Regions from separate parts of the Homo sapiens genome. Here regions 2, 3, 4, 5 and 6 are each linked to region 1. A link is a loop called in an ENCODE intact Hi-C map of the cell type or tissue named here. Cell type or tissue: IMR-90. All regions are shown on one strand. Links, peaks and the distances in the headings refer to the core of each region. The heading gives the core; the rest is flanking DNA.

Evidence for each region. Peaks named below come from ENCODE experiments on the same cell type or tissue, not always from the same donor. Only the 100,000 strongest peaks of a DNase experiment are listed, where the experiment ranks them.
Region 2: a loop joins it to region 1, with 2.0 times the contacts of the local background. A loop is called at or near these places in 8 of 110 quality-filtered maps.
Region 3: it touches region 1 in a loop (11-fold over the local background); 99 of 110 quality-filtered maps call a loop at or near these places.
Region 4: it touches region 1 in a loop (6-fold over the local background); 37 of 110 quality-filtered maps call a loop at or near these places.
Region 5: it touches region 1 in a loop (7-fold over the local background); 20 of 110 quality-filtered maps call a loop at or near these places.
Region 6: it touches region 1 in a loop (24-fold over the local background); 9 of 110 quality-filtered maps call a loop at or near these places.

What each region holds. Positions count from the first base shown.
Region 1 is chr6:148,462,266-148,467,298 of GRCh38, reverse strand. The region is part of intron 4 of SASH1 (SAM and SH3 domain containing 1); the gene reads right to left. Among named protein-coding and RNA genes, the nearest start is that of SASH1, 120 kb to the right of the region's middle. In IMR-90, for the core only: a CTCF peak has its summit at 2,365 (motif pointing right); a DNase peak (open chromatin) is centred at 2,408; H3K27ac peaks cover 490 bases.
Region 2 is chr6:148,405,520-148,410,552 of GRCh38, reverse strand. All of the region lies in intron 2 of SASH1 (SAM and SH3 domain containing 1), which reads right to left. Among named protein-coding and RNA genes, the nearest start is that of SASH1, 65 kb to the right of the region's middle. In IMR-90, for the core only: a CTCF peak has its summit at 2,556; a DNase peak (open chromatin) is centred at 3,042; H3K27ac peaks cover 1,096 bases.
Region 3 is chr6:148,175,400-148,180,432 of GRCh38, reverse strand. No RefSeq gene overlaps it. Among named protein-coding and RNA genes, the nearest start is that of SASH1, 160 kb to the left of the region's middle. In IMR-90, for the core only: a CTCF peak has its summit at 2,605 (motif pointing left); a DNase peak (open chromatin) is centred at 2,582.
Region 4 is chr6:148,248,781-148,253,813 of GRCh38, reverse strand. It overlaps a transcript of SASH1 not described here. Among named protein-coding and RNA genes, the nearest start is that of SASH1, 92 kb to the left of the region's middle. RefSeq lists enhancers at 572-1,071, 1,072-1,573. In IMR-90, for the core only: a CTCF peak has its summit at 2,315 (motif pointing right); a DNase peak (open chromatin) is centred at 2,323.
Region 5 is chr6:148,269,957-148,274,989 of GRCh38, reverse strand. It overlaps a transcript of SASH1 not described here. Among named protein-coding and RNA genes, the nearest start is that of SASH1, 70 kb to the left of the region's middle. In IMR-90, for the core only: a CTCF peak has its summit at 822; a DNase peak (open chromatin) is centred at 2,749; H3K4me3 peaks cover 236 bases; H3K27ac peaks cover 1,475 bases.
Region 6 is chr6:147,388,740-147,393,772 of GRCh38, reverse strand. It overlaps STXBP5 (syntaxin binding protein 5), which reads right to left. Exons shown (of 28, transcript NM_001127715.4): 28 at 3,300-5,033. LOC124901421 (a long non-coding RNA gene) reads left to right here. Exons shown (of 3, transcript XR_007059802.1): 3 at 1-5,033. Among named protein-coding and RNA genes, the nearest start is that of SAMD5, 120 kb to the left of the region's middle. In IMR-90, for the core only: a CTCF peak has its summit at 2,643; no DNase peak of the experiment used is centred there.

The DNA.
Region 1 (5,033 bases), core at 589-4,588:
ATGGCAAAGCTCCGTCTCTACTAAAAATACAAAAATTAGCTAGGCGTGGTGGCACAGGCCTGTAATCCTAGCTACTCGGGAGGCTGAGGCAGGAGAATTGCTTGAATCTGGGAGGCAGAGGTTGAAGTGAGCCAAGATCGCACCATTGCACTCCAGACTGGGCAACAGAGTGAAACTGTATCACCAAAAAAAAAAAAAAAAAAAAAAAAAGGAACAGGGAACAGTAGAGTGTGGAGCAAAATCTTTCATTAGGTGTGTCCAAATCCCAGAAGGAAAATACAGTATCCTTGGGCTTACAGCCAAGGGAAACCAGAAAGAAGGCACCTGCATCAGAAGAGACACAGACACTTGGGGGATTTAAACCTGAATCTTCACTACAAGTTCACCACCAGGAAGGAAGATGGAAGAGGTGATTTTTGCATCTGAAGGCTAGGGAAGACAAGAAAGTGGGAGGCCAGGTATGAGTTACACTGAAAAAATTAGAGCAAAGGCTGAGGCAGGAGGAGAGCAGCCTGGGCAACATAGTGAGACACTGTCTCTTTAAAAAAAAAACTTCTAAAAAGTTCAACTGGGTATGGTGACATGCATCTATAGTGCTAGTTCTAGCTACTCAGGAGGCTGCAGCAGGAGGACTACTTGAGCCCAGGAGTCCGAGGTTGTAGTGAGCTATGATCACACCACTGACCTCCAAACTGGGTGACTGAATGAGACTCTGTCTCATTCAGAGGAAGAAGAATTGAATATCCTAATCACCTAAAGTGATTTTCTGCCTACCTTTTGGATAAAAGGACCTTGAGAATCTAAGGTGACCAGAGAGAGGGGAGGGAGGCTTTTTCACGCAGAGCAGCCTTTAATAAGCCACCACCCTTTGGTGTAGCTGCACTGGTGTGGGCTGACCACTGGGTGCCATTTCTGAGTGGCAGGCCCATGCCCTGCAAGCACCACCATTCTCCACGGCTGAGTGCAGAGAACTGTTGATGACCAGCACAAAAATCTGAAAGCTTTCTATTGTAAACTAAGGGAGAGTCGGAGCTAAGAACAGAATCAGGGGAGAAACCGCTAGAGAGGACAAGAGCTAGTTTTGAATTCTAGTTATTTCCCCTTATTCCTGTGCTGTGAATACAGAACATGTAAGGAAAATCTCACTTATCACCAAATTGTGCCAAAACATGGCTAGGACCTACTCTCCTTCCTCCTATCCACACAAAAATGAAAATACCTGTATTTACCTGCAAGGCTTTTAGGAGGTAGCCATTTCAAAATTTAAATCTTTCAGCCAAAATGTACTGAACAACGCACAAGTAAGGTACATGGATGAACACGAAGGAAGGGGAGCCACAGGTTAGAGACGGAGGGAGACAGGAACAAAAAAGCATAAGAAATGACGAGGGGGAAGGGGAGGAGAAGAATGAGGAAGAGAAGCAGCAAATGTAACATGCTCAGGGCCACGGGAGAAGTGGGAGCAAAATAAGAGCAAGCTAGTTGGCTGGGGACTGAGGCAGGAAATCCTTCAGAAAGAAAGAAGGGTTTCTGCTAAGTTTAGCTTCTTAATTTTTTTAAAAAATCTTACTGTGCTGTACTTTGCACTTCAAGTCATGGGACTGTGCAGCTGCCACCTTACTTCAGCGGGCTGGGGTCTGCAGCTGGTTAAACATGTTTTCTGTAAGGGGCCACCAGAGGGACAGGGAGCCCCATATGTATTTTTGTCCTCACCCTAAGGACTAGGGATGTCTTTTTTTTTTTTTTTTTTCTCCTGGAGACAGAGTCTCACTCTGCTGCCCAGGCTGGAGTACAGTGATGCGATCTCGGCTCACTGCAACCTCCACCCCCAGGTTCATGCGATTCTCCTGCCTCAGCCTCCTGGGACTACAGGCATATGACACTATGCCTGGCTAATTTTTGTATTTTTAGTAGACACGGGGTTTCACCATGTTGACCAGGCTGGACTTGAACTCCTGACCTCAGGTGATTTGCCCGCCTCGGCCTCCCAAAGTGCTGGGATTGCAGGCATGAGCCACCGTGACCGGCCAGGACTAGAGAAGTCTTGACCTAACTGCTATGGACCAAATATCCCCACCTCAGGATAAAACTTATTATGTAATAAGTGAAAACACAAATTGTGAATTTTTACTTTCCCTAAAAGTCATCAAAATACTTCAAAAAGTACACTGCAGAAAAATGTACGCTCCCACTGCTACACCATTAGCACAAAATGTGATTGCATTTTCCTCTCTGAAATGATGACTGACAATATTTTCACTATTTTTAATCTACTGTCTTCAAACTACCACACACTTTGAATAATTTTATCCTCCGGTTTGGACTTGGCCCAGGCATTGCTTGAACTTCCCCAGGATGCCAGCAGATGGCACTGTAGTTTCTTTATTCATCTTGCTGTGGTGAGTGGGATTTTGTTTTTAAAATTTCACAAGTTCACCACCTAGATGCTGGCCAAAGAATAACAAGCCCATGTTTCATAAGCGTGAGGCTCCCCAACTCATCAAATTTACAATCCTTTGAATTTTACGTTGAATCCAAATTCAATGTGTGAATTTGGATGCAGTGACTTTCTCCCTGCAAACAGAAGCTGGCATAGAAGCAGTGCAAAATGCCATCTCCTTTCTCCTTGAGAATGATTATTACAATTCATCCAGCAGGAGCAAAAATCAATGATATAACCCAAGTCCAAAAGTGGATGGCAGCAGGTGGAAGGGGTCATTTACTAATCTCCTGGTGGAAGAAATTAATGCTCAGACGTCAGCTCCAAAGAGGCCTCCTGGTAGTAGTACCTCCTTCCTCCAGCCAGAAGCCCCAGGCCTGAGGATGGTGGGCGCTGGAGCTGGATCTGCTCTTTGGACTCATCTTTTTCATTGTCAATGGGTAAAAAGTATGGTAACTTCAGCATGGATTTTGATGACCAGGAAGCAATAATTAATATTCTGCTGTGCTTTAAAAATCCATTTAAACATTTAATTATCATCAAGTATTGGATTTAAAGTCTCAGAACTGAACCTTAGCAAATATTTGTTCATCAATAACTCCTACTATTAAGACCCCAAATCTATCTGCTTAAGTGTCAACATTTTTCCTCAAGATCCCTAAACTGCTTTAGCTGTTCCTGAAGGCAAAATTCACTTAAGAAAATTCCTACATTAAGGAATTTATCAATCCCATTGAAAAATAAAAATAATTTAAGAGACAGTATCCCCAGAACTGGTTTCTTTCCTCCTACCTCTGTCTTTAACAAATTCTTTGTTAAATTGCTTTGTGTATTCATTTTCACTCATTCTTTCATTCAGTATTTATTTATTCACCTCTCAGTAGGAGTCAGGCATCCTCTGAGGTCCTGAGAACATAGCAATAAACAAGACAGATTCAAGAAGGGCGACTGCAGAGTCAAGGAGTGAGGAGAAGTTGAGGTGATGGGACAGAGAAGGCTTCTCTGAGCAGAAACCTAAATAATGAAATAACATTCACTTCCCCAGATGGGGAAAGCTGGGCAGGGGAACAGCAGGGGAGGGAACAAGAGGTCCCCTTTGGACATGCTAAGTGTGCGGTGCTTATTAAACATCCCTGTGCAGACAGTAAAGAAACAGTTGGACATGTGAGTCTAGAGCTGCAGATAAGAATTTGTAAGTGACTTGCATACTCTAAGCTCTGACTGAACACTACGAAGAGAAACATTATGAAGACTGAGCTCCAGGGCAACCCGATTTTTAGTGGTCATAAAGAGAAAGTGAGGCCCAGCAATGAGACTTAGGAGGAGCAGCCAGTGGGAGAAGGAAAAGAAGGCAGAGTGCTCCTTTACCTTTCTGGTTAGAATATTATTAAACTCCGTTTTACAAAAATTATATCGCAGCTGGGCGCAGTGTCTGACCCTGTAATCCCAGCACTTTGAGGCCGAGACGGGTGGATCACCTGAGGTCAGGAGTTCGAGTCCAGCCTGGACAACATGGTGAAACCCCATGTCTACTAAAAATACAATAATTAGCCAGGCGTGGTGGAGAGCACCTGTAATCGCAGCTACTCAGGAGGCTGAGGCAGGAGAATCACTTGAACCCAGGAGGTGGAGGTTGCGGTGAGCCGAGATTGCGCCACTGCACTCCAGCCTGGGTGACAAAGTGAGACTCCATCTTAAAAAAAAAAAAAAATTATATTGCAGTCTCTCACTCCACACAGTGGAAACTCTAGGTTGCCATATTTTCTTTTCCAGTGAGTCTACTGCTTTACAGTGGAGATCCTCGTAAGACCATAGAGTAGGAGGAGGAACACAACACAGGTCAACATGAAATTCTTTACACTTGTATAGAATTCCACCTCTCAAATGCAATACTCTCATTACCCCCCATCACAGAATAGGACTGTCACTGAGATGGGAGTGATGACATGCCTGAGGTCCAATCGTGCTGGGCAAGGGCATAACTGGGCTTGGTGGCCACGTCTCTGACTCCTGAGTTCAACACCTCACCCTCTTCCCCAGACTCCTCCTCATTTGTATAACAGAATTCCAAATTGTATACATTCTTTAACAGGATGCTTCTTTTCTATTATTTAAGGGATAGACAGAAAGGGGATACCATTACATACTGGCCCAGCTCTTGAGTAAATTGCTAAAATGATACTCAGAAGAACCTGCAAAAACAGAAAGTTTTCAACACCAAACCTCACCATGGTCTATGGAAGTATCAGAACTAAATATTCCAAGAACACTTTTCAGGAATTGACTATCTGGCTATTGCAAGACCCCCCTATCTGCTTCTAGAAGGAAAGGAAGCCAAATACTATGGCTCAAACTCATTTTTCTTCTTCTGTTTATATACAAATAGTCTAAGCTACATCCAGACAAAGACAACTCTATCTCGTTTCTACATACTGAGTCCAGCACACCAGAAAAGTGCAATGAATGGCCAAGCATAAACAAATTCCTAAAATACACTTCATGTTTTGGCTTTGATGAGCTGTCCAGAAACTTCATTATAACCAAGAAAAAAAAAAAAGAAAAGAAAAGAAAAAGAAAGGAAAGTGGTTATAAC
Region 2 (5,033 bases), core at 663-4,662, 57 kb after region 1:
GATAAGAAACACCTGCTCTAGATTACTAGTAATCTCTTTTGAGATTTGAATATGCAACCATTAAATGTATCACTGTGAAGTACTGCCTTCCACAAATGTTACCTTTTCCTTATAACAAAAACATACAGCCGCCCCAACATTTCAGCAGTTTCTTACGGGGAGGGCTCATCAGGACTGCTCTGTTGGGAGGCCGAGGCAGGCAGATCACAAGGTCAGGGGTTCGAGACCAGCCTGACCAACATGGTGAAACCCCGTCTCTACTAAAAATACAAAAATTAGCTGGGCGTGGTGGCGGGCGCCTGTAATCTCAGCTACTCACGAGGCTGAGGCAGGAGAATTGCTTGAACCCGGGAGGCGGAGGTTGCAGTGAGCCAAGATCGCGCCACTGCACTCCAGCCTGGGCAACAGAGTAAGACTCTGTCTCAAAAAAAAAAAAAAAAAAAAAAAAAAAAAGGACTGCTCTGGAAAACACCCTACCTAGTTCAATGTCCCTCTTGCACAGGTACCCTCACACCTTCTATTTTAAGAAGAAATCAAATTTGTGTCAAGATAAGAGCATGTTCCCTTATAGTCTGGGGTGAAAGTTATTCTCCTTTTTTGTTGTTTGTTTGTTTGAGATGGAGTCTTGCTCTGTTGCCCAGGCTGGAGTGCAGTGGTGCAATCTCGGCTCACTGCAGCCTCGCCTCTGCCTCCCCAGTTCAAGCGATTTGCCTGACTCAGCCTTCCGAGTAGCTGGGATTACAGACACGTGCCACCACGCTCAGCTAATATTTGTATTTTTAGTACAGATGGGGTTTCACCATGTTGGCCAGACTGGTCTCGAACTCCTGACCTCATGATCCGCCCACCTAGGCCTCCCAGAATGCTGGGATTACAGGCGTGAGCCACCACGCCCAGAATTGGTCACTTGATACATACTTTGTGGCTGCTTCCAGCCGTTCACATTTATTAAAAACACAAGAAAATCTCTTTCTGTTGTCTGACTTAAAATATGGATTGCAGTTTTTAATGACAATCTTGAAGTCACTAAGGTAAGAAATTTCTTACATAGCCCTGAGGTGGTACTGGTAGAAGACAGCCTCTCCTCTCTTGCCTTAGCAATATGGATGGCAGCTTTCAGAGTATTTCAGACACTTTCAAGAAAACAAAACTGAATTTGAGAGTTGATTTACGCAGGAACTGAATAAACTTCTACATTTAATATTGTTAATCATAAAATACCATCTATTTATGACTCTTTATAATTGGATATCCAGTTAATATCTGTTAAGCTTCTGCAAAATACAAGTCACCGTGAGGCACAAGGCACTATGGCATATGGTCTGAAGGACACAGAGATGCAACTTAAACCCAGCCATCCAGATGCTTAGAATTTGGCAGAAGAGATGAGACAAGCACGTGAATAATAATGCATGGTAGGAAAGCACAGACACGACATGAGAAGTATCATAAAACTGCAATGCAGGTACACAAGGGCAAGAGCCACTTAGCTTGGGGAACCAAGAAGAGCCTGCAGAGAAAGCGGCATTAGAGCAGGGTGGAGTGACAAGCATAGCAGGTGAATGTAGCCGAGTGACAAGTGTAGCGGGCAAAAAAGGTGGTGGGAGGGAGGCAGGGGCTGCCTTTTTCTCCAAAGCAAATCACTTCAATTTATGCGACTATGTGTAAACTGCAAGATAATGAAAATAAGGGGACACCTTACACCATATGCAAATATTAACTCAAAGTGGATCAGAGGCCTAAACGTAAGACGTAAAAGTGTAAAACTCTTACAAGACAACATAGTGAGAAAGGCTCACAACACTGGATTTGGCAATGATTTCAGTGGATATGACACCAAAAGCACAGGCAACAAAAGAATAAACTGAACTCCATCAGAATTATGAAAACGTTTGTGCATCAAAGGACACGATCAAGAGTGAAAGGCAACCCACAGAAGTGAAGAAAATATTTGCAAATCATATCTGATAAGGGATTCATATCCAGAATGTATAAAGAACTTTATACATGGAGTTGGATTGAAATAAACTTCTTTTATACATTGAGTTGGATTGAAATAAACAATCCAACTCATAAATGGGGAAAGACTTGTGTAGACATTTCTCCAAAGAAAATACACAAATGGCTAATAAGTATATGAAAAGATGCGCTGGGCGTGGTGGCTCACACCTGTAATCCCAGCACTCTGGGAGGCTGAGGCGGGCGGATCACAAGGTCAGGAGTTCAAGACCAACCTGGCCAACACAGTGAAACCCCATCTCTACTAAAAATACAAAAATTAGCCGGGCGTGGTGGCGGGCACCTGTAGTCCCTGCTACTTGGGAGGTTGAGGCAGGAGAATCGCTTGAACCCAGGAGTAGGAGGTTGCAGTGACACAGCAAGACTCTGTCTCAAAAAAAAAAAAAAAAAAAAGGAAAGATGCCCAACATCACTAACATTAGGAAAATGCAAATCAAAACCATAATGAGATACCATTTTATGTCCATTAGGATAGTTATTATCAAAAAGGAAAAAAAAGTGTTAGCAAGGATGACGAGAAATTAGAACCCCTGTTCCCTCCCTGCTGGTAGGAATGTAAAATGGCATAGCCAGTATGGAGGTTCCTCAAAAATTTAAAAGTAGCTGGGTGCGGTGGCTCACGCCTGTAATCCCAGCACTTTGGGAGGCCGAGGCGGGTGGATCACCTAAGGTCAGGAGTTTGAGACCAGCCTGGCTAACATGGTGAAACCCCATCTCTACCAAAAATACAAAAATTAGCCAGGTGTGGTGGTGCGCGCCTGTAGTCCCAGCTACTCGGGAGGCTGAGACAAGAGAATTGCTTCAACTCGGGCGGCAGAGGTTGCAGTGAGCCGAGACTGCGCCACTGCACTCCAGCCGGAGTGACAGAGCAAGACTCCATCTCAAAACAAAAACAAAAAAATTAAAAGTAGAACTGCCAGATCATCCAGCAGTTCCACCTCTAGGCATATTCCCAAAAGAAATGAAAGCAGGGATTTGAAGAGCTATTTGTACACTCATGTTCATAGCAGCATTACTCACAATAGAAAAATGATGGAAGCAACCCAACTGGCTGTTGGTGGATAAATAAACAAAATGTGGTATATGGGACAAGGAAATATTATTCAGCCTCAAAAGGGAAGAAAATTCTGACACATGCTACAAGACAGATGAACGCTGAGGGCATAAAGCTAAGTGAAAAAAAACAGTCACAAAAGGACAAATACTACATAATTCCACTTACAGGAGGTATTGCGAATGGTCAAATTCATACAGACAAAAGTAGAATGGTGGCTGCCAGGAGATGTGAGGAGGGGAAATAGGGAGTTGTTTAATAGGCACAGGGTTTCAGCTTTGCAGGACGGAAAGAGCTCTGTGGATGGTTGGTGGTGATGGTGGAACAACATGTGATTATGCTGTCACTGAACTGCAACTCAAAATCAGTTAGGATGGTAAATTTTACGTTATGTATATTTTACTATAATTTTTTAAAATAATTTTTTTTAAAAAACTAAAATAATACAAGATAAACTCAACTTAAAAAGTTCCACCCTCCTCTATACCACTCCTGCCATGGACTAGGCTTTCCTAGACCCTTGGAGCGCCTGATTCTCTCTGCTCCTCCCTTGGAGAGGCTGATTCTCTCTGCTCCTCCCTTGGAGAGCCTGATTCTCTCTGCTCCTCCCTTGGAGCGCCTGATTCTCTCTGCTCCTCCCTTGGAGCGCCTGATCCTCTCTGTTCCTCCCTTGGAGAGCCTGATTCTCTCTGCTCCTCCCTTGGAGAGCCTGATTCTCTCTGCTCCTCCCTTGGAGAGCTTGATTCTCTCTGCTCCTCCCTTGGAGCACCTGATTCTCTCTGCTCCTCCCTTGGAAAGCCTGATTCTCTCTGCTCCTCCCTGCCTTCACTGTCATCCCTGGACTTGGCACCTTGCTTCACCTGTCTCTTGGGGCCAGACCCTGTCTTGCTTACCTGGATCCCCAAGCCCAGCATTCTGCATCTATGCTCCATGATCCCCCACAAGCTGTTGTAGAAGGTGATAGGCATATGTTGGCTGCCTTTTCTGCTGTGTGCTGATGGAGAGGACACTGTTCTAAGTTTGAATACTGGCAAGTAGGAATCTGTATGCAAACTGTAACACTATTTCACATAATGCAACAGATTAAAATAACATTAAACATATTCCAACTGCTTTTATCTACGACTTCTTTTTTTTTTATCTCTTGCAGCTCAGAAATAGATTTTACTCGTATCAGCAATGTTCACACTGGGCCCCCAAATGAAGTCCTTCAGAGGTATTCTTTGAGATTCCTATGACCAGCCAGAACAAACAAGCACAAACAAAAACAAGCAGATTGCTGAATAAATTCAAATCTCACTAAAATGCTGGCTTGTGTTCAAAATTGTCATCTCCTGGGGTCAGGGCAGGTGACTGGCACCCAGCAATGAGAAGAATGCCCATCTGACCTGTTCTACAGCCCTGCCCTACCCTGCCCCATTCTGAAATCGGTGTGGCATAGGCACAGGGCACATCTCTGCCTGCAGAAAATGTCTCTAAGTTTTCTTTTACCATGGAGGCCACTTCCAGCACAAGAACTGGAGTCCAAAGATTACACTGTCGATTTCTGATTTTTTTTCCTAAGTAACAAGTTGCACTTTAAAGTTAGCAAAAGAAGACACATTCCCAGGTCAAACCAGTAAGTGCAGCTTTTCTCATGATGTGCTGGGATACAGAAGTACAGAACTTATCCACCAGGCATAACAAGTTTCTATGGGAAAATGGAGTCAGGGGTCCAGCTGGGGTTTCTAAGATGAATCCACTCCACAGAGGGAAAGAGTGAGTGCATACGGCCTCAGCCTAGAGTCATTACTAGTGGCCATTTTCATCTGGGCGGTAGAGGCAGTGAGGACCCAGAAGTGAGGATGGGCTCTAGGTGGATGGAGAGCCAAGCAATATGAGGAGGGAACAAAGGCCAGAGGTAGCAAGGAAGAAGGCTCACAGGAGTGAGGTGGGGCTGTGCAGAGGAACAGATGGAAAG
Region 3 (5,033 bases), core at 503-4,502, 290 kb after region 1:
ATCTGATGATGGCAGTTTCTATACCACAGCCCGTTACTCTTAAGGTAACATTTTTGGATGTTCAAGCCCTCAAGCACTCTTGTTTTATAGGAAAATGGTCTCTAATTTTAGACAAAGCCGTTCAAGAGTACATACTTCAGCCAAATGGAAGCTCAACGTATAATCTGAATTGCAATTTACTGTAGGGTAATACGTTTTTATTAAATGAAACAAATGTTCTCTAGTAATTTTTAAATTGTCTTGAAAATAAGGCTAAGATTAATCCTGCTATCAAATCTGAGCTTTAAAAATTAATTAGAAGACAGAATTTAGTATTCTGCTATAATGCAAGTTGGATTTTTAAATAAACACTTAATCCTGCAAAGAAAACACAATTCACAGAACAAGGGAGCTCAATTATTTCAGCCTCTTTTCTCATTTCCTTTCAGCTGCAGGGGGCAGCACTGCTCAGCTAATGGCTTTTTTCTTTTTCTTTTTTCCTTTCCTAACAAAAGGAAGAGTCATTTCCTTCTATACAATGTTTTCATCCCTGCTCTCCATTGTACAATGTGTGGCTTTCTTGAGGCACTGCCTCTCGAGTCCCTACCTCAAACTTCACTTCAAATAGGAGATTTTATGTTGGGGAAAGAAGGATTGGTAAAGAATTCTTACTTAAAAAAAATCCTGCCCTCTCCCTCTCTCCCTCTCTCCCTCTGTCCCTCTCCCTCTCCCTCTCCCCACGGTCTCCCTCTCCCTCTCTCCACGGCCTCCCTCTGATGCCGAGCTGAAGCTGGACGGTACTGCTGCCTGATTCTCCTGCCTCAGCCTGCCAGCGCGCGCCGCCACGCCTGACTGGTTTTCGTATTTTTTTGGTGGAGACGGGTTTCGCTGTGTTGGCTGGGCTGGTCTCCAGCTCCTAACCGCGAGTGATCCGCCAGCCTCGGCATCCTGAGGTGCGGGGATTGCAGACAGAGTCTCGTTCACTCCGTGCTCAATGGCGCCCAGGCTGGAGTGCAGTGGCGTGATCTCGGCTCGCTACAACCTTCACCTCCCAGCAGCCTGCCTTGGCCTCCCAAAGTGCCGAGATTGCAGCCTCTGCCCGGCTGCCACCCCGTCTGGGAAGTGAGGAGCGTCTCTGCCCGGCCGCCATCCCATCTAGGAAGTGAGGAGCGCCTCTTCCCGGCCGCCATCCCATCTAGGAAGTGAGGAGCGCCTCTTCCCGGCCACCCATCATCTGAGATGTGGGGAGCACCTCTGCCCTGCCGCCCCGTCCGGGATGTGAGGAGCGTCTCTGCCCGGCCGCCCCCTCTGAGAAGTGAGGAGACCCTCTGCCTGGCAACCGCCCCGTCTGAGAAGTGAGGAGCCCCTCCGCCCAGCAGCCACCCCGTCTGGGAAGTGAGGAGCGTCTCTGCCCGGCAGCCACCTCGTCCGGCAGGGAGGTGGGGGGGTCAGCCCCCCGCCCGGCCAGCCACCCCGTCCGGGAGGGAGGTGGGGGGATCAGCCCCCCGCCCGGCCAGCCGCCCCGTCCGGGAGGTGAGGGGCGCCTCTGCCCGGCCGCCCCTACTGGGAAGTGAGGAGCCCCTCTGCCTGGCCGGCCGCTCCGTCCAGGAGGGAGGTGGGGGGGTCAGCCCCCCGCCCGGCCAGCCGCCCCGTCCGGGAGGGAGGTGGGGGGGGTCAGCCCCCCACCTGGCCAGCCGCCCCGTCCGGGAGGTGAGGGGCGCCTCTGCCCGGCCGCCCCTACTGGGAAATGAGGAGCCCCTCTGCCCGGCCACCACCCCATCTGGGAGGTGTGCCCAGCGGCTCATTGAGAACGGGCCATGATGACAGTGGCAGTTTTGTGGAATAGAAAGGGGGGAAAGGTGGGGAAAAGATTGAGAAATCGGATGGTTGCCGTGTCTGTGTAGAAAGAGGTAGACGGGGGAGACTTTTCATTTTGTTCTGTACTAAGAAAAATTCTGCCTTGGGATCCTGTTGATCTGTGACCTTACCCCCAACCCTGTGCTATCTGAAACATGTGCTGTATCCACTCAGGGTTGAATGGATTAAGGGCGGTGCAAGATGTGCTTTGTTAAACAGATGCTTGAAGGCAGCATGCTCCTTAAGAGTCATCACCACTCCCTAATCTCAAGGACCCAGGGACACAAACACTGCGGAAGGCCGCAGGGTCCTCTGCCTAGGAAAACCAGAGACCTTTGTTCACTTGTTTATCTGCTGACCTTCCCTCCACTATTGTCCTGTGACCCTGCCAAATCCCCCTCTGCGAGAAACACCCAAGAATGATCAATTAAAATAAATAATAAATAAATAAATAAATAAATCCTATTTCTGTATAAAGCTATCCTTCCTCTGACTAGAAACAACTAGGAAATAAAGAGAAGACAAAGATAAAAAGGAAAGTCAACACTAAGTCACATCATCATTGAAGGCGTCCGTGGGGAATGTCGTTGACGGTGCACCTATCGGGTGTTTGTGTCTTGAAAAATCAAACCCTTTGGAGGCAAGGGCAGTCCTTGGCTTTGGTCCATTATATGTTACAGGACTCCTGAAGGCTGAGGGGTAAGTCCCTATTTTCCATAGGTTTTTCCTAAATGAGGAAGGGCAAGAAATAGTAATTATCTGAGCCGTGCTGCCCCCTGCTGGTAGCAGTTATGCAACCCTGCAAACATGTTCCCTAAATCCGTTTCCAACGTTTGTTCAGAACTCCAAAGCTCTCATAGATCATCCAGGTCATACTCTCCCTGCCCAACTTCATCCCTTCTGCAGAGTGGAAGCTGCAGCCAGCCCTTGGAGGGGAAATGACTTATCATCACAGGTTTTAGCTCAGGTCTCTTTCTACACTACCCAACATCACGGAACACCCAATACACGAAATTCACATGATAGTGCTGTTTGGACATTCTTTTAAAAGACATACATTGGAGTCCAGAGCTCTATGGTGAATCTTATCCTTCGGATCTGACCTATTTAATCAGAACTGTCAGAATTTTCTTTAAACACTGAAATATGATACTTAGGATAAGTGTGGTATTTATGATTTCCCATATCTCTTTCATGGAATAAAATAATAGAAAACTTTACTTACTATTCTGTAGTCTAGTTTCTGGAGAAAGTAATCTTTCATAACTGGAGCTAGTGATTTGAGGCTGCAATTAAGATAAAGGAATTTGATATTTACAGAGCCAGGACGTTCCAATAGTCTTTCTAAATTTTCATGTATTTAACTAAGCTATATTTAGGCTTTATTCATACTTGAGCTTTATATATAAATCGAATGACCAGAGAAAATTTTGTCTAAAATTTTAATCGTCAATGCTTATTGGAAAGTTCAGAATTTCACAGTGGCCCAGCAAGGTAATTAATGTGAATCAACTGGCTTGTCTATTCTTTTGGTACCTATCCACACACTCTGATTAACTAATTTGATTACCAGTTCAAAGATAGTGTCTGTCTTAGCCAGTTTGAGCTGCTATAATAAAGTACCATAGACTGGGTGGTTTATGAACAACAGAAGGTTATTTCTCCCTGTTCGGGAGGCTGGAAGTCTAAGATCTGGGTGGTAGCATGGGTGGGTTCTGGTGAGGACCCTCTCCTGGGTTGCAGACTTCTGTCTTCTTATTGTTGCTTCACATTGTAGAAAGAGACTGGAGAACTCTCTGCAGTTCCTTTTATAAGGGCACTAATCCCATTTGTGGGAGTTTCACCCTCAGGACCTAATCATCTTCCAAAGGCCCCATCTCCCAACACCATTGCATTGAGAGTTAGGATTTCAACATACGGACTTTGTGGGGACACAAACTTTCAGTTCATTGCAGTATCCATGTTACATTCATGGACATGGTAAATGATAGCTTTTAAACTTCCACATCTAATAAGGTGTTTTTCGCAACTGTAATACAATGACAACTGGGAAGCTTCTGTGTCAGAGATTCTTAACTTTCTTTACCAAGAACAAAAATCTCTTGCCTTGAGATGCCTTCATCCAGTCTCTAGTCAAAGCTCCATCTCAAACATGGTACCTACAAACCACTTGACTTTGGTCCCTTCTCATTTTGATAGCATTCTGGTATTTACGTTCTTAGTTCTCTCAATTTTAAAATCTTTTAACATAGAGTCTTACTCTGTTGCCCAGGCTGCAGTGCAGTGGTACAATCAGAGCTCACTGCAGACTTCAACTCCCGCGTTCAAGTGATCCTCCTGCCTCTGCCTCCCTGGTAGCTGGGACTACAGGTGTGCATCACCAAGACCAGCTAATATAAAATTAATTATTTTTTTTTAACAGACAGTCTTACTACATTGGCCAGCCTGGTCTTGAACTCCTGGCCTCAAGTGATCCTCCCATCCCAGCATCCCTAAGTAGTTGGGATTATAGGTATGAGTCACCATATCTGGCAGATTCTCAGTTCTTGACAATTTTTTATACAGTAAAAATGTCTTTCAATTTGTGTGTGTGTGTGTGTGTGTGCGTGTGTGCACGTGCTTGGGCATGCCTGGAGAATGAGCTAAGCTGTAAGCTTCCAGAAGGCAGGTGCTGAGTCTTTCTTTCTTGGATATTCTTCTGCAGTGCCTGGTACAATCTTCTACCGAGGGAAGAACTCAAACTATGTTGGCTGATGCACGTGGTGTTTCTTAGAAAACTGATTATAGGAAAAGTCTCACGAAGCCTACCAGACCTTGCCCTTCTTAACAAATGTGTCTGTTTCTCCCAAGACACTGTCTGCTTATCCTGCAGCCTGCGTGTTTTCTAGTCACTACCAATTAGCATAATTACTATCTCAAGGCCTTGCCCTTTATTGATCCTGGTAGTTACAGCAGTTTACAGTCACGAGACGTGCTGACAGAAGGTACAAATATATTCACCAGGACCTCCAATGGAGTTCTGTCCCTTTTCTTGCTTTTCAGAATTGCTTTTGTCTGCTTTTGTTTCAGAGTGTGCCTTCCTTTTCCTCATTTCCCCCAAGTTTGCTGTGGCAGAAGTTCAGTAGATCACTCAACACAGCGCCAGAGAGCCGTAGGAAGATATTTACAACAAGAGCTTAGTTTCAATACAGACTAAC
Region 4 (5,033 bases), core at 690-4,689, 210 kb after region 1:
TGCATCCTCTGCCTTCCAGATTCAAGTGATTCTCCTGCCTCAGCCTCCCCAGTAGCTGGGACTACAGGCACGTGCCACCATGCCCAGCTAATTTTTTGTATTTTTAGTAAAGATGGGGTTTCACCATGTTGGCCAGGATGGTCTCAAACTCCTGATCTTGTGATCCACCCTCCTTGGCCTCCCAAAGTGCTGGGATTACAGGCATCAGCCACCGCACCCGGCCAATGGGTCTTTTAAAGTACAAAGGTTTTAGTTTTGATGAAGTGAAATCACATTCTTTCATTTCTTCTGCTTTTCGTGTCATCTCTAAGAAATCATTGCCAAATCTAAGGTAAGATCTACTCATGTATCTTCTTTTAATAGTTCTATAGTTTTCTTATATTTAGGTCTTTAATTTTGAGTTAAGTTTTTGTATATAGTGTAAGGTAGGGGTCCAGCTTTATTCTTTTGCATTCAGTTACCTAGCATTATTTGTTGAAAAGACTACTCATTTCCCAGTTGAATTGTTTTGGCCCTCTACATGAAAATCAAATGACCATAAACATGAGGGTTTATTTATGGACTCTCAATTTGATTCCACTGATCTATATATCTGTTGTTATGCCAGCACCACATTGTAGCGTTGTAGTAAGTTTTGAAATAAGAAAATGAAAGTCCTCTAGCTTTGCTCTTCTTTTTTAGGACTGTTTTGGCTATTCTAGGTCCCATGAAGCTTGCAAGGCTTTTGAAGGACCAGCTATCTTTGGTGCCTGGTTCCAGAGTCTATCTGCAGGCTGAGCATCTGAGGGTGGCTTGCACGTGTGCCGAGGCTGCCCCACGGGCTAGTCCCCCTGTGCCACTGAATTATTCAGTCTGCCTGAATGGACTTTTTCTAGGTCCTAGAGCTGGATCTTGTGAATCCAAATTCCTGATGGGTACCTTGTGAGGGAGGAGATGAAATTCTAAGTCCAGCTCTCATAGTGTTCCAAATAGGGTTGATGTGTTAGGTCTGATGGCTTACTCTGAAATCCTAAGAGTTATTAATAATTAGCTTTGGGCTGGGCATGGTGGCTCATGGCTGTAATCCCAGCACTTTGGGCGGCCGAGGCGGATGGATCACGTGAGGTCAGCAGTTTGAGACCAGCCTGGCCAACATGGCGAAACCCTGCCTCTACTAAAAATACAAAAAATAGCCAGGCGTGGTGGCAAGCGCCTATAATCCCAGCTACTTGGGAGGCTGAGGCAGGACAATCGCTTGAACCTGGAAGGTGGTGGTTGCAGTGAGCTGAGATCATGCCACTGCACTCCAGCCTGGGCGACAAAGCGAGACTCTGTCTCAAAAAAAAAAAAGAAAAAAAACCACAAAACAACAACAACAATAAAAAACAAATAATTAGCTTTGATGGTGTCAGTATAGCCATGATGTAGCTGTTGTTTTTGAATTATTAAAGTAATATAATCACATCCTAAAAAAATGGCAAACAGGGAAGAAAATTCACCGTAATCAGAATTCGCTTGTTATAGGTTATAATGTTATTTTCGATTATCTAATGCATTACTGTACATATACTCTTTTTCCTCTGTAGAAAGAAGTTTTTGCATTATTTTTGGAATTTAATTTGAACTGAGAATTCCACTAGGGATTTGTGGGTATCTATCATTTCCCTTGTGGTTTTCGAGAGGCCACATACGTTTTTGGAGACATAATCAAGCAAAGTCATACGTCAAGACTAGAAAGAGTTTACTTCATATGGGTGCATTCATAGGAATGCATTTCCGGGATTTAAGTTAGGCTAAGACTTAACGTGTAGCTTTTCTCTCTATTGCACTTTTTCCTCTGTAAGAAAATATGTGCATTTCCTCATCATTCTCAGTAAACTATCGCAAGGACAAAAAACCAAACACCGCATGTTCTCACTCATAGGTGGGAATTGAACAATGAGAACACATGGACACAGGAAGGGGAACATCACACTCTGGGGACTGTTGTGGGGTGGGGGGAGGGGGGAGGGATAGCATTAGGAGATATACCTAATGTAAATGATGAGTTAATGGGTGCAGCACACTAGTATGGCACATGTATACATATGTAACTAACCTGCACATTGTGCACATGTACCCTAAAACTTAAAGTATAATAATAATTTAAAAAAAAAAGAAAATATGTGCATTTCCAAATGCCTCATCTCATTGTAATGATTCTTCATACTAGCTGCAGATGTTTTGGCCACATCAGTTTGGCTTCTTACCCGTCTGAATAGAACTTGCCACTCCATTTATTGAAACCTGGGTTCTTGGAGTCATTATGCTCCAATTTTCTTCAGGTTGACCAGCAAGGGGCACTAAAGTATAGCATCTATTTTCTCCTAGCCACAGCAGAGGTTTCGGTAAGCAAGTAATTGAGCAAGAATCTAGAAACTGTGCACTCTTATAGTCAGATCAAAAAGCTGTTGGTGGTATATTTGATATTTTTCAGGGGTATTGATACTTTTTAAATGAAAAAAATTCTGATTGGACAAAAAGGGAGCAAAACAATTCCAAATACAGAATCACTCTTTGTTTGTAAGCCATAATTCTCCTGTCTAGTCAATACTATTAGGTAAACTGGCAGAATCCTGTCATTGCTTTTCTGTGAATTACTGCATTTTTTCTTTTCTATCCGGAGAACATAATGGGCTAGCCACATAACGAGTTCCTAAAAGGATGAACTACTTGATGTTACACTGACAAGCAATTATTATAGGGGCCTATTGGTTGGTCTTTTTTTCTTCCCTTTAAATTTTGCTTGCCTATTTATTTCCATCAGCTACTAAGGATGACTCTTTTATTGTCTCAAATAAAGGATGCAATCTATATGCTAGGCACACATTATGAATAATTCCTTGTCATAACAAGGCACAAATGTCCTTCAGAGACCGGCACAAAGTTACTGAAGCTGTTCAGGATTTGGTAATGAGCTTTTCTTTCTTTTTAAAATTTTAGCTTTTATCCATGCTTAATCATACCAAGTTACTGAAACACTAGGGATAGGGATGATAGAATTTAACAATTCGTCCACCCAGCTAGAAGCAAATACCCATGATGGTTTCTAATTCTAAATCAAATAAATAGTTTTTGGAAGCTCTGCCCACCTATCAATACTATAGAAATAATGCATGTCAAAGTAATTAATTCAACAGGAATGTTCAATTACAGCCACTGTATCATTTTTTCAGTAATGTTTCATTCTTTTTTTTTAAATACAGTTTTTTTTTTTTTTTTTAAGACTAAGGCTTTTTTAGGCCTGGTTATTTGCAGCCTGTGAGAATTGTGTATTCAAATGGATCACATACTTCTTCACTCATCACAGCACTCTTCTCTCAAATATAATCCTAAACCTCAAATGGCTGATTACTTAAGAACCCTTAAGAAGTCTTAGCTGAATGATGGATCTCTGAGAGTACGATTTCTAATATTTTTCTCTCTGTTAGCCAGAATTAGAAACTGGAGGTTGCAGAGCAAAGATTTTTAGGAGCCGAGGCAGATATCCAGGGTGAGATGAAAAAGACAGAACAAGAGGAAGGAAAAGATGAATGCTTCCGTGTTTTCTAAACAACCCTGAAGACAGTCTGTCTTGGTTTCTTGAGATGATTCTGATATGCCCAGGTGTTGTGCCCCTCCCCCTATCTGCACCTTTCTTGTCTCTGATGCCAGAGGGATGAGGGCAGAGACTGTAAGTGACTGGCAATGCTAAGAGCACAGGCCCTGGAGTTCATCTGCAGGGTTCACATTCAGGCTGTGTGGCTTTGGGCAAGTATTTAACCCTCAGTTAATTCTGCTGTAAAGTGAAGATTCATTCACTCACTTAACAAATATTTATCAAACACCTGCCTTATGCCAGGCACCATTCTAAGCACATATGTTTTCTTCGAGGATCAGATGAGAGAATGAATGTAAAGCACTTAGGACTGTGACCATAAATAATGACCATTACTGTCTATTGAGAATCCGCGGTGCACAGGCCCTAGGCTATATATTTTAGGCAATTACTTAACCCCTGTTTGTCTGTTTTCCTCATTTGCAAAGACAGTGTCTTGTCTCACATGGCTCTTGTGAGGTTGAAACAGGGTAATGTACATAAAGTGCTTAGAACAGTGCCTGGCATGTAATAGAGTTTGCCATCATTACCTCTGTTTCTCAGACATGACCTGGAGAGGTAAATGTTATTATCACTGCTTTAAGATGAGTTAACTGAGGCGTAGGGAGGTAAGGTAAATCGGTCAAGGTCAAATGGCTGGTAAGTTGCAGATTCGTACCCCTATCTGTCTAGACCGAAAGCTTATGCTTTTCTCAGTGTACCTTGGTACCCTGGCTCCTAGAAGCATTGAACACCTGGCTTGATCACACAGACTGTTTACACATGAGCCTTTTTGTAGCTCTGAAATGCCACTTCCCAATTCCTCCAAGTCTCCCCTATCAGCCCACGTGCGCATGTGTGTGTGATGCATGCACACACACACACACACACACGTGCACATGCACTCACATCTACAGTCTCTGCAGGAGTATTCATTCTGATAAGCAGCTTCTCCCCTCAGGGAAATTATGCTGTCATTCATTCGTTTAGCAAAATTGTCATCCACTGCTCTAGGACCTGTATATTCTTTGTTAGACAATAAGTAAAAAATGTAAATTTATTTTTTTAATCTGTGAGCCTTCTCAGGGAGAAAGCCATTTTGCTGGCGTGCTTCTTTAGTCACTCATTCATTCATTCATTCATTCATTCATCAGTTATTCATCAAACATTCACTGTGAGCCAGGTTCTATACTATGTAAACTGTTAAATTTCTAGGAACCACACACTATGTTTTCTCAGTATGTAAAATATTGAATCCTAATTGGAGATTTTGTATAAATTAGTTTTAAAAGGACAGAATACAAAAAAAATACAATGTTTGCTTGTTTGCATTTAACATCCACAGTGGTCCTCACTGATTGTCAGAAGAAGGTAGTTCTACCAACACTTCACAGTTTAAATAAGGAGCAGATTTTCTCACAGTGTCCTTTGTATATCT
Region 5 (5,033 bases), core at 609-4,608, 190 kb after region 1:
TGCCTTGGTGGTAGGTCATTGAATCCCTGGTGTCCAAATATGGGGCTGTAAATTAGAGGAGGGGCAGGGCAAGAGGATATTGCCCTAAATGAAGATGTGCTGGGTTTGTTACTGGAAAAGAGGCAGAGAGATTTTGGATCTGGATTTTCTTTGAGGTAACAGTAAATTTATAATCCAGGTATCACTGTGGAAGTCTCTGCCACACTGATTTTATTTTCTCCCCAAACTTCTGAGGTTGATAAATTAATCAGGTAGATTAATTAGGTTAGTTAAAATAAGACATATACACAATCATCTCCCACAAAGGAAGCTTGTCTGAACTGGAACTGTCTCTATAGATTTCAAGGCTCATTCACTTGTCTCTTTAGGACAGGAACGATATTCCTAAGGCTGATAATTCCCCTTTCTGTCTGAGTTGATCAATACATCTTTTTGCATCCTCAGCACAAAAACCCAAATGTGCTTGCTTCCTTTTCTAAAAGAAAGCCTCTGTCTTGCTGGGATTAAGAGGGCATAGTCCCATGACAGAGTTTGCAGTCAAATTTTGGCACCTGAAAAAACCTTCCCTCTTTAAAGAACTGCGGGCAACCAGTCAAGAGGGACCAGAGTTTTGGCATTTGGACTGAAAACATTACCTGCCAACTAGGCTGCTCTGAACGTATTGTTTCTGAAACCAGGGAAAGCGCATGTAACAAGAGGAGGCTTTGTTCTGTTGGAAGATTTTTGATGAGTCCATCTGCCCCAAGTTGAAAGGAGAACCTGCCAGCCATGTCTGTTCACTTTCTCCCATTTACCAGCCTCCCTTGGACTCCTGAGCACCCTCTAGGGCATGACTGTTACCTCTCACAACTCATATTTCAGACATTTTTTGCTTTGTTCATCCCATGACCGTGGAATTCTATGTTTCATACATAGTTGCTTTGACTGGCAGTCTAGCACTTTTCTCTCAATGACCCAGTCTCTCCTTCTGGTTGCAATCCTACCAAGATGGCAAGGAGAAATTTGCCCAAGCAAAGCCTCACTAGGTTAAATGCCCAAACTGACATTTCTTCTAGAGTTCCCTTCTCTAATTCTAATTTCTTCTAGAGTTCCCTTCTCTAATTCTACTTTCATTCAACAAGTATTGACTGGGCACCGACAGTACCAGGCACTGTTCTCAGCTCCTCAGAGACAGTAGTGAGCAAAGCAGCCTTCCAGAAGCCCACCTGAGAGGCCTCAACTTGCCAAAGCCCAGGCCAGAAGCAGAGAAGGGGCAGGAGAGGCCCTCAGGCCAGGCAGGGGTCAGCACCCATGCATTGAGTGGTTGGGCTCTCAGACTCTACCTCATGACCTCTGTACTCTTTAATTATTTTTCATGAACAAATCTATTTTTTTTTTTTCTTAAGAGACAGGGTCAGGCTGGGTGTGGTGGCTCATGCCTGTAATCCCAGCACTTTGGGAGGCTGAGGCAGGTGGATCACCTGGGGTCAGGAGTTCAAGACCAGCCTGGTCAACATGGTGAAACCCTGTCTCCATGAAAAATACAAAAATTAGCCGGGCATGGGGGTAGGTGCCTGTAATCCCAGCTACTCAGGAGGCCAAGGCAGGAGAATTGCTTGAACCCAGGAGGCAGAGGTTGCAGCGAGCTGACATTACACCACAGCACTCCAGCCTGGATGACAGAGGGAGACTCTGTCTCAAAAAAAAAAAAAAAGAAAGAAAGAAAAATTTAAAAAAGAAGAAGAAAAGAAGAGACAAGATCTCACTCTGTCACCAAGGCTAGAGTGCAGTGGTGTGATCATAGTTTACTGCAGCCCAGAAATCCTGGGCTCAAGAGATCCTCCTGCCTCAGCCTCCCAAGTAGCTGAGACTACAGTTGCATGCCACCATGCCCAGCTAATTTTTGTAATTTTTGTAGAGACAGTGTTTCGCCATGTTGCCCAGGCTGGTCTCCAATTCCTGGGCTCAAGGAACCTTCCCGCCCCGGCCTCTCAAAGTTCTGGGATTATAGGCATGAGCCCCCATGTTCAGCCCAAATATAAACCCCTTTTTTAATTAAAAAAGAAAAGACCTTCACAATCTGTAGAATACGATTTCCACAGAGAAGACGAAGACGGAAACAAAGTTGTTCAGCAACCTGAGAAGAAAACTCCTTCAGTAAAATATGAGATACTAAATGGTTAATCGGATGGTCCCGATCCCCTGGGGGTTGCAACATGAAATACATCGTTACATCCTTCATTCTTAGCGTGTGTGCAAATCTTTAAAAAAGTTTTCATAGATAAGTAGAGGCTGGAAAAGCTCTGGTCTTTAACAGGAAAAACTTTTCTTGGCTTACAAAACCTTTTTTAGAGTCTTGGGGGAAAATAAATATCTACATAATTATATAAATATATCTTATATAATGAATGGTAAGTCACAAAAATGGCAAAGCCCGGTGAAGGAATTCCGAAGCAGTCACTGCCTAGCGCCCTCGGAATTTTGATGAATTCATCAGTAGCACTGAAAATCCCTAGATACTGACAGTTACTTTATACCTGTTTCCCACAATAGTCCTTTCCTGAATATATCAGTCTAAATGTCAGAAGGCACCAAAAACAGTCTTAAAATTTGAAAACAGACAGCCTACATACCCTGCAATCTTGTTCCTCCATGAAGTGAGCTGCTGGCCATACGTTCAAATGGTCTCTGACTTCCTCTCTGACTCAGATCGCATGAATCTGCAGCACTGATGTAAGGCTCTAAATGGGAATCTGTTTTCAATTCAGGGCAGATGTGGGACACTCTCACAGCCCTAGGGATTATCAACTTTAAAACAAATCGCCTTCAGGACGATAAGAGAGGCAGTAACTGCTTCCTGAGGCCTCACTGGGGTCCCTTCCAAATGCTTAACATATAACACAATAACTATGACACAAAAGCGAGTTTCATTCTTCGGGTTCTCGGACTTTAAAATGAAGCTTGCAAATACCCCTCAGAAACAAAGCTTGAAAATGTATCTCAGAACATTTAAATAGAAATCCAGATATTTTAGTAACTAACATACAACAGTGATCCAAATGCCCCTTTCTCCCGCCCCCTACAAAACTCTCAGCACGGTGTTTGGCTCATTGAATATAGTTTTTCCACAAATTGAAATCGAATTGTTCTGGTTCAGAGTTTTCTTGGCTCAAGAAAAGGAAGGGAGGACTATTCCAAGACTTCCACAGAGAAACTTCCAGAAATCCATTTAACACGGTAAGTTTAATGTTCTAGGATTAGTGTTCATCAATGGACTGTACATCTCAGAATGTCCTCTGTTCTGAGACCACTTTGTAGAGTTGGCTGATATGCCAGGCTTCAAACTCTGAAACACCTTCGCTGGGGCTTAATCTAGTTTAACCTGATTTAATAACCCTGAAAAGAAGTTACAAAAACATGAATTTTGAAGACATCTAAAGGAAACATAGAAACATTTCCCTTTTAATAAAATAAAACAAAAGTTTTATACAGTCTTAAAAAATATTAAAAGTTAATGTGCATGGCACTTCCCTACACAAGTAAGTTTAGGTGTTGGTAACATCAGTGAATAGTCAGAAGATAGTCACATTAAATACATATATTTGGAAAACAGTCTATTCTTTAAAATTAATATTGTGAGTGTGACATAACAGAGCTACATGGTAAAGCATCAAGTCACTAAGGAACATTAGGGTTAGTATTTCTCCTATCTTCATGGGGAAAAATAAACTTCCTGTAGCTTAGGAATGTGCTAACATAACCATTAGGCAGCAGTAGCAGTGGTATTAGGAGTTGTGGATGAGCTGGGCGCGGTGGCTCACACCTGTAATCCCAGCACTTTGGGAAGCCAAGGCAGGTGGATCACCTGAGGTCAGGAGTTCGAGACCAGCCTGACCAACATGGTGAAACCCTGTCTCTAATAAAAGTACAAAAATTAGCCGGACATGGTGGCGGGCGCCTGTAATCCCAGCTACTTGGGAGGCTGAGACAGGAGAATCACTTGAACCCAAGAGGCGGAGGTTGCAGTGAGCCAAGATCGTGCCGCTGCACTCCAGCGTGGGCGACAAGAGCGAGACTCTGTCTCAAAAAAAAAAAAAAAAAAAAAAGTTGTGGATGAGATGTCCAGAGACCCAGAGACAAAGACCTGTCCCTAGATTTCTCTTTAACTGAGTGGCCTTGGACATGCCATTGCCCAGGCTACCATTTCCTTATTTGTAAAGTGGCTGAATTAGGTTGAAGATATCTAAAATCCAAACCTCTAATATCAGTGATGGTGTATTAACCAAGAACTGGTAAAACAGAAGGTAAGAGCCTTTTTGTTTTTTTGTTTTCAAAAGTAATCACTAACTGCCACTAGTTTGACATCTCAGACAAATTTTTTTTTCCACTTTGGAGTATATATCTACAATTCTGGCTGATAAAGCAAGTTTTAGCCAAAAAATTGGATCTGAAGGGTCAAGAAACCCACTACCTTATGTAAATTAGATGCCTAGCTTTTTTTGGTTGGGGGGTTGACAGGTTTTTAGGGAAACAATCACCAAAGGCATAACTCCCCAATTTTAATTCTGCTCATCGGTATCAGTAATGCACTTATTTAGCAATTAGGATCAGTTCAATACAAAAAAAAATTTTAAAATATTAAAGTCAGTAAGGAAAAGCATATATTGCCAGCGAGCAGTGGGTGGTTTTGATAGCTGGCAGGTAAGGTGAGGGATACCCGGGGTGGAGGATAGTGTGGTTTGGTAAAAGAGCACCGGCTTATGAGTTGGGAGACCCAAGATCTAGTTCCAGGGCTGCCACTAACTAGCCCTGTGACCTTTGCCACCCTCTTCCCTGTTTCTGGCCTGTTTCCTTGTCTATACCAGGAAGGTCTTAGTCTGTCCATCCTCTTGCTGTCCCAGCAACCAAAAGAGAAATTCTGCCCCGTTGAATACAGCTTTTGCTATAGAGTTTGGCTCTTAGGAGCACAGAAGCCAAATCTATAACATCAGTGTATATCGGTCTATGGTGTACGGCAGAAAATAATTGTATACTGGGAGACAGCTAACTGGGAG
Region 6 (5,033 bases), core at 410-4,409, 1.1 Mb after region 1:
TAGGAGAAGCATACCATATATTGATTAGTGTGTTTCAGGCACAAATTTATAAAGATAAGTCTTGGCTCTCTAATTCACTCTAGTTCAAAAACAGCTTAAATAAGAAAGTGAATATAAATTTGTAAGAGGAATTAATGCAAACTGCTCTAAAATTCCAAACTAGCATTTAAGTAGTCTATACTTTCATGTATATATTATGGCATAACATTTATAAACATATTCGTGACAGTCCCACTGCATGGGAACAAATTTGAAAAAGGATGGGTCCTATTGCAGGTTCTACTCTCTGGCCCAAGGGTTCAAACGTCAGAGGGTGTGAGGGGCAAAGTGAGGCTACAACGGGAGTGAGGTTAGGAGGGGATACCCCCTTCGGAACGTTTTAGAAATATGTGTGACTTGTCTTTGTTCTTCTTGTGTGTAACCTCAGCATTTGCATATTGAAATACTTTTTTAAAAATTATAAATTGCTTTCATTTCATATCTCTGGCACATTAGTTCAGACACTATGTTGATTTTTAAAAATTGAATGTATAGGCAAGCATATTATCTATAATTTCATTACCAGATAGTAACGGAGACATCTAAACCATGTGATACAGAGAAGACACTGCTTCTAGGGCATTGCTCTACATCAGGGTTCTCAGTAAGTGTGGTTTGCAGACTGGCACCTTCGGCATCAGCTGGGAACTTGTTAAGATACCAATCCTCGGGCCCCACTGCAGGCTTACTGAATCAGAAACTCTGGGGATGTGATCCAGTGATGTGTTTTCACAAAAGTTGTGTATCCAGGAGATTCTGATGTTCAAGTTGGAGAACCACTGCTTAGACTAATGGTATCTGCAGTCACATTGTTATTAAAGGAACATGGAGGTTTTCACTTTCTGAAATGTGTGGTCTTCTAACTTTTGTACTCATGCAATGCTGTAATTTCTGGGCATCTTTGATCTTGAAAGCTAAAACACCTGGCTGGGTGTGGTGGCCCATGCCTGTGATTCCAGCACTCTGGGAAGTCAAGGGAGGAGGATCGCTTGAGCCCAGGGGTTCAAGACCAGACTGGACAAGATAGTGAGAACCTGTCACTACAAAAAAATGAAGATAAAAAACTTAACTGGAAGTGGTGAGGCACATTTGTAGTCCAAACTACTTGGCAGGTTGAGGCAGGAGGATTGCTTGAACCCAGGAGTTCAAGGCTGCAGTGAGCCATGATTGTACCACTGCACTTCTGCCTGTGTGAGAGTGAGACTGTGTCTCAAAAAATAAAAAAGCAAGCTGGATAAACACCCTAGTGAAGCAGCAGTGTGTTCTATCCAAACATACTCCTGCAGTGCTCTTGGGAGTTACAATTCTCAGCCTCAGCACAGTATTTCTTCCATGTACTAATGTGTTTTGCTTTATCTGCTGATATTTTGAGTGTCTGGAGGTAACAAAGAGTAGGGATGGCGTTATTGTATTTACAAACATTATTTACAAATCTACTCAGTATTTAGGAGGGGCCCTGGGAAACAGAGGGATTGCATTATTTCCCTGCTAAATGGGCAAAGAAAAGTAGTTAGCTAAAATAAAACATACTAAAGAGTAAAGAGAATTGGGGTGAGAGGCATGGGGGGCAGGAACAGAAATGAAATGGAAGCAGCAGAGAGAAGTGGAAAGAAAGGTTCAGAGTCGAACTCAGCCCGGGAGAGATGAACAAGGAGGTCTCTTGTTTGGTGGGACACACACACACACACACACACACACACACACACACACACACACTCTCTCTCTCTCTCCTTAATAACTTTAAATGAAGTCCTCAGACTCCCTTCCTTTGCTACTAACAGAATATTCTATTTTGTTGGAACCTTGTTAAATATGTATCTTACTTTCATGCTGTTTTTGAAAAGTTATTAAAAAAAGAAGCTATGGGGTTTTGTTTTTTAAAACAGTATAAAATCATATAAAATGACTAAAACTAAATGTTAGAATATTTCCATAAGTTTAAAGTTAACAGAATATACATTATTGATATTAAAAAGACAGACTGAATTTGAAAAAAATAAAATGACAGGTAAGTATTTTCTTATTTAAAAGATGTTTTAGTCTAAAAAAAGCATTTTGAAAGCTTTCCTTAAGGTACCTAGGACAAAACACTTTTGTACAAAAACTGAAAAAAGCATAAAAATGGGGCAAACATACAATTTTTAAACTAATGGAAGAAAATCAGAATCTTCCTGTAAACTCCTAGAAAATCAGAATCTTCCTGTAAATTCCTATGAAGGGTTACAATGACAACTTAAATTTTTATCTAAAGCAGTGGATAGCACTGTACTATTTACACAGCACATACCCAATATAATGTTCTTTAAAAAGGCATGACCGGAGACATGAAGACAATCTTCAGTTTTTAAAATTTTATCACTTTATGCCTCTATTTCCTAGAAAGACACTGAAAAATTTTTTGATAATAAACCAGATCACTCTACCAAATGATTTACATAACTTTATAATACCTTAGGAACATATTATCTGTTCCATATCTAAGAGTGTTTAGTAACTTTCTGGATAAAAAAGTATCATGAAAATTATCCTTTGGAAAGTCTATGTTTTTTTCCCATGTAAAATTGTACTGCAACGCTTCTTGCTAAAGGCTCACACAGTGAGACGAGACTGCCACCATGTGGGATAAGCATGTGTCACAATAAAAAATATATATATTTCAAAATCAAATAATCCTTCAATGTAATAAGAGAACTACTACGTCTTTTATTCTAAAACACAACAGAAACAGTGGTAAGTACTGTTTGGTCTTCTTTACATTTTTCAAGATTCATTAATGTGATACTCATTTTTCGTACAAGTAGTTGGACACTGACACTCTGTGGAAACTATCCATATCCTTGCTACTCAAAGTATGTTCCAAGACCAGCAGCATCTATATTAGCTTGAAGCTTGTTAGAGATGCAAAATCAGGCCACACCTCAAATGCAATGAATCAGAATCTGTATTTTAATATGATCCTCAGGTGATTCGCGTACACACTAAAGGCCAAGAAGCATGCACTCAGATTTCATTCCTATTCCTTAACTCTCACCCTGTCTCCTTTACTCTCAATCCACCCAACACAGGGGTAGGTGTTTTTCACCAAAAACTCCAGATAGTCAAGAAAAATATAGTTGGTATTACCTGAGTTATATGATTAGCTTCACTTTCAGTAAATGTGGGAATCTATTTTTTTAATCAATTATTTTCTTAGGTTATTAATAGATTAATTCCATAATTCAGAAAAAAATTAGAACAAATTTTCCAGGAAAAAGGGCTTGTTTAGTTTCAGGAGAGATTAGAGTATTTTATTTTGCCCAATCAGAGCCCTTCAGCATAAAGAGACATTCATATACATATATATGAACATTTTCCAGAAACATTAATTAATTTATAATACATTTTTTAAAATACCAGCTTAACGGTATTTATTTACAAAAATATTTCATTACCTAATTTTAAACTTTTTGCTGTGATGACAGTTTGTAAAGTACAGGAATGCAAAATAACTACAAAGTTTAACACGTTTTTAGTGTTTCCAATAGTGCTTTTCTTTTTAGATGAAACAATACACAGATTTTTTTTAAACCGTATTTCAAAATGCATATTCCAGCAATTACCTTTGAGATAGTTACTGGGACTGAGCAAGATTAAATAAAAAGTGCAGCAACTGAAAAACACCTGCAAGTTACAGTTTAAGGTATACACAAGCTAGAGCTCTATACCAAGCATGCTTGCCCCTGAAGTGGACAATGTTAGAAAAACTTAATCTTGCTCTTTTTCATATTGTCTTTTGGTAATGCATTTACAATGAACCAATAGTATAACTAGAAAGCAAAAGTGTTTTTCTGGTTCTAACTATCATGTGGAATAGAGGTCACACCTAAAGTATCACAGTACTATTTATTTACAAAAAAAAAAAGTTAAAAAAATTAAAACAAGATTTACCCTCTTTGCATTGCTTTCCATTGCTATGTTGATTGTATTTTCAACTCCTTACACTGTCTTCAGTTGAAGCAAAGTTTAGACAATACAAAACAAATAGCAAAAGTAAATAAACAAAAACAAACAAAACCAACTACCAAATAAATAGGATTCCATTGCCATTAACCTATATCCATTTGAAATGCCTGAATCAAACAACCTACAATAAATACTGGTTTATTTACATGTCATACACTATAAAATTTTAAACGATAAGCCTCATTGTAAAATACTGGCAAAACTGACATTCATGATTTTTCTGATGTAAAGAATAAAATAAAGAGACCACTTACATGTAGCCCTGGACTACTGTACTGAATTTGTAAATGAATTGTGCCTATATTGTTAAAATTAATTTGACTGTATTAATAACTGAAGAAAGCAATGTTATAACCCTGGTAATTGGGAAGTTATTAAAATCATTTAATTCATCTGAGAAAGGTAAGCCAGTTTTCCCTTTTTTTCTTTTTTTGGTTGTTTTTGGTTGCAACAACTGTTTTCTGTCTACAGAACCTTTTTTAAAACTTCGGAGGCAGTAGTAAAATCATTAATATTCACAGGAAAAATAATTCCCATAGCACTTTACAAGAAATTGATCAGAGTGATGAAAAGTGCAATTAACAAAAGCTGTAAACAGTATCTTCACATTCATTTTCAAATGAAAAGAAAAATCTGTGGGCATAAATTTCAATCCAAGAGAACAAATACCCTAAAAGGGAAAAGAAAAAAGAAGGACATTTAAGATATAGGAGTGCTTTTTTCCCCCCAAAGTAAATACAGATTAAAAAGTCTAAGAATGTTGATCAAGTATCAAACTGATAAGGAACAAATTCTATAAACTACAAAATAAAAACCTTCATTGACAAAAATACATAAACTCTGTTTTCATTTTTGGAAATTTATTTTTAAAAAAGGTAGAAGAAAATACCTGGAAAACTATTTTAAATATATATATATATATCTATATTTTAAAACAATAGTTAAGGTAGGCATCCAACAGCAAACTGAAGCTATTGAGAAAGATCTTGCAA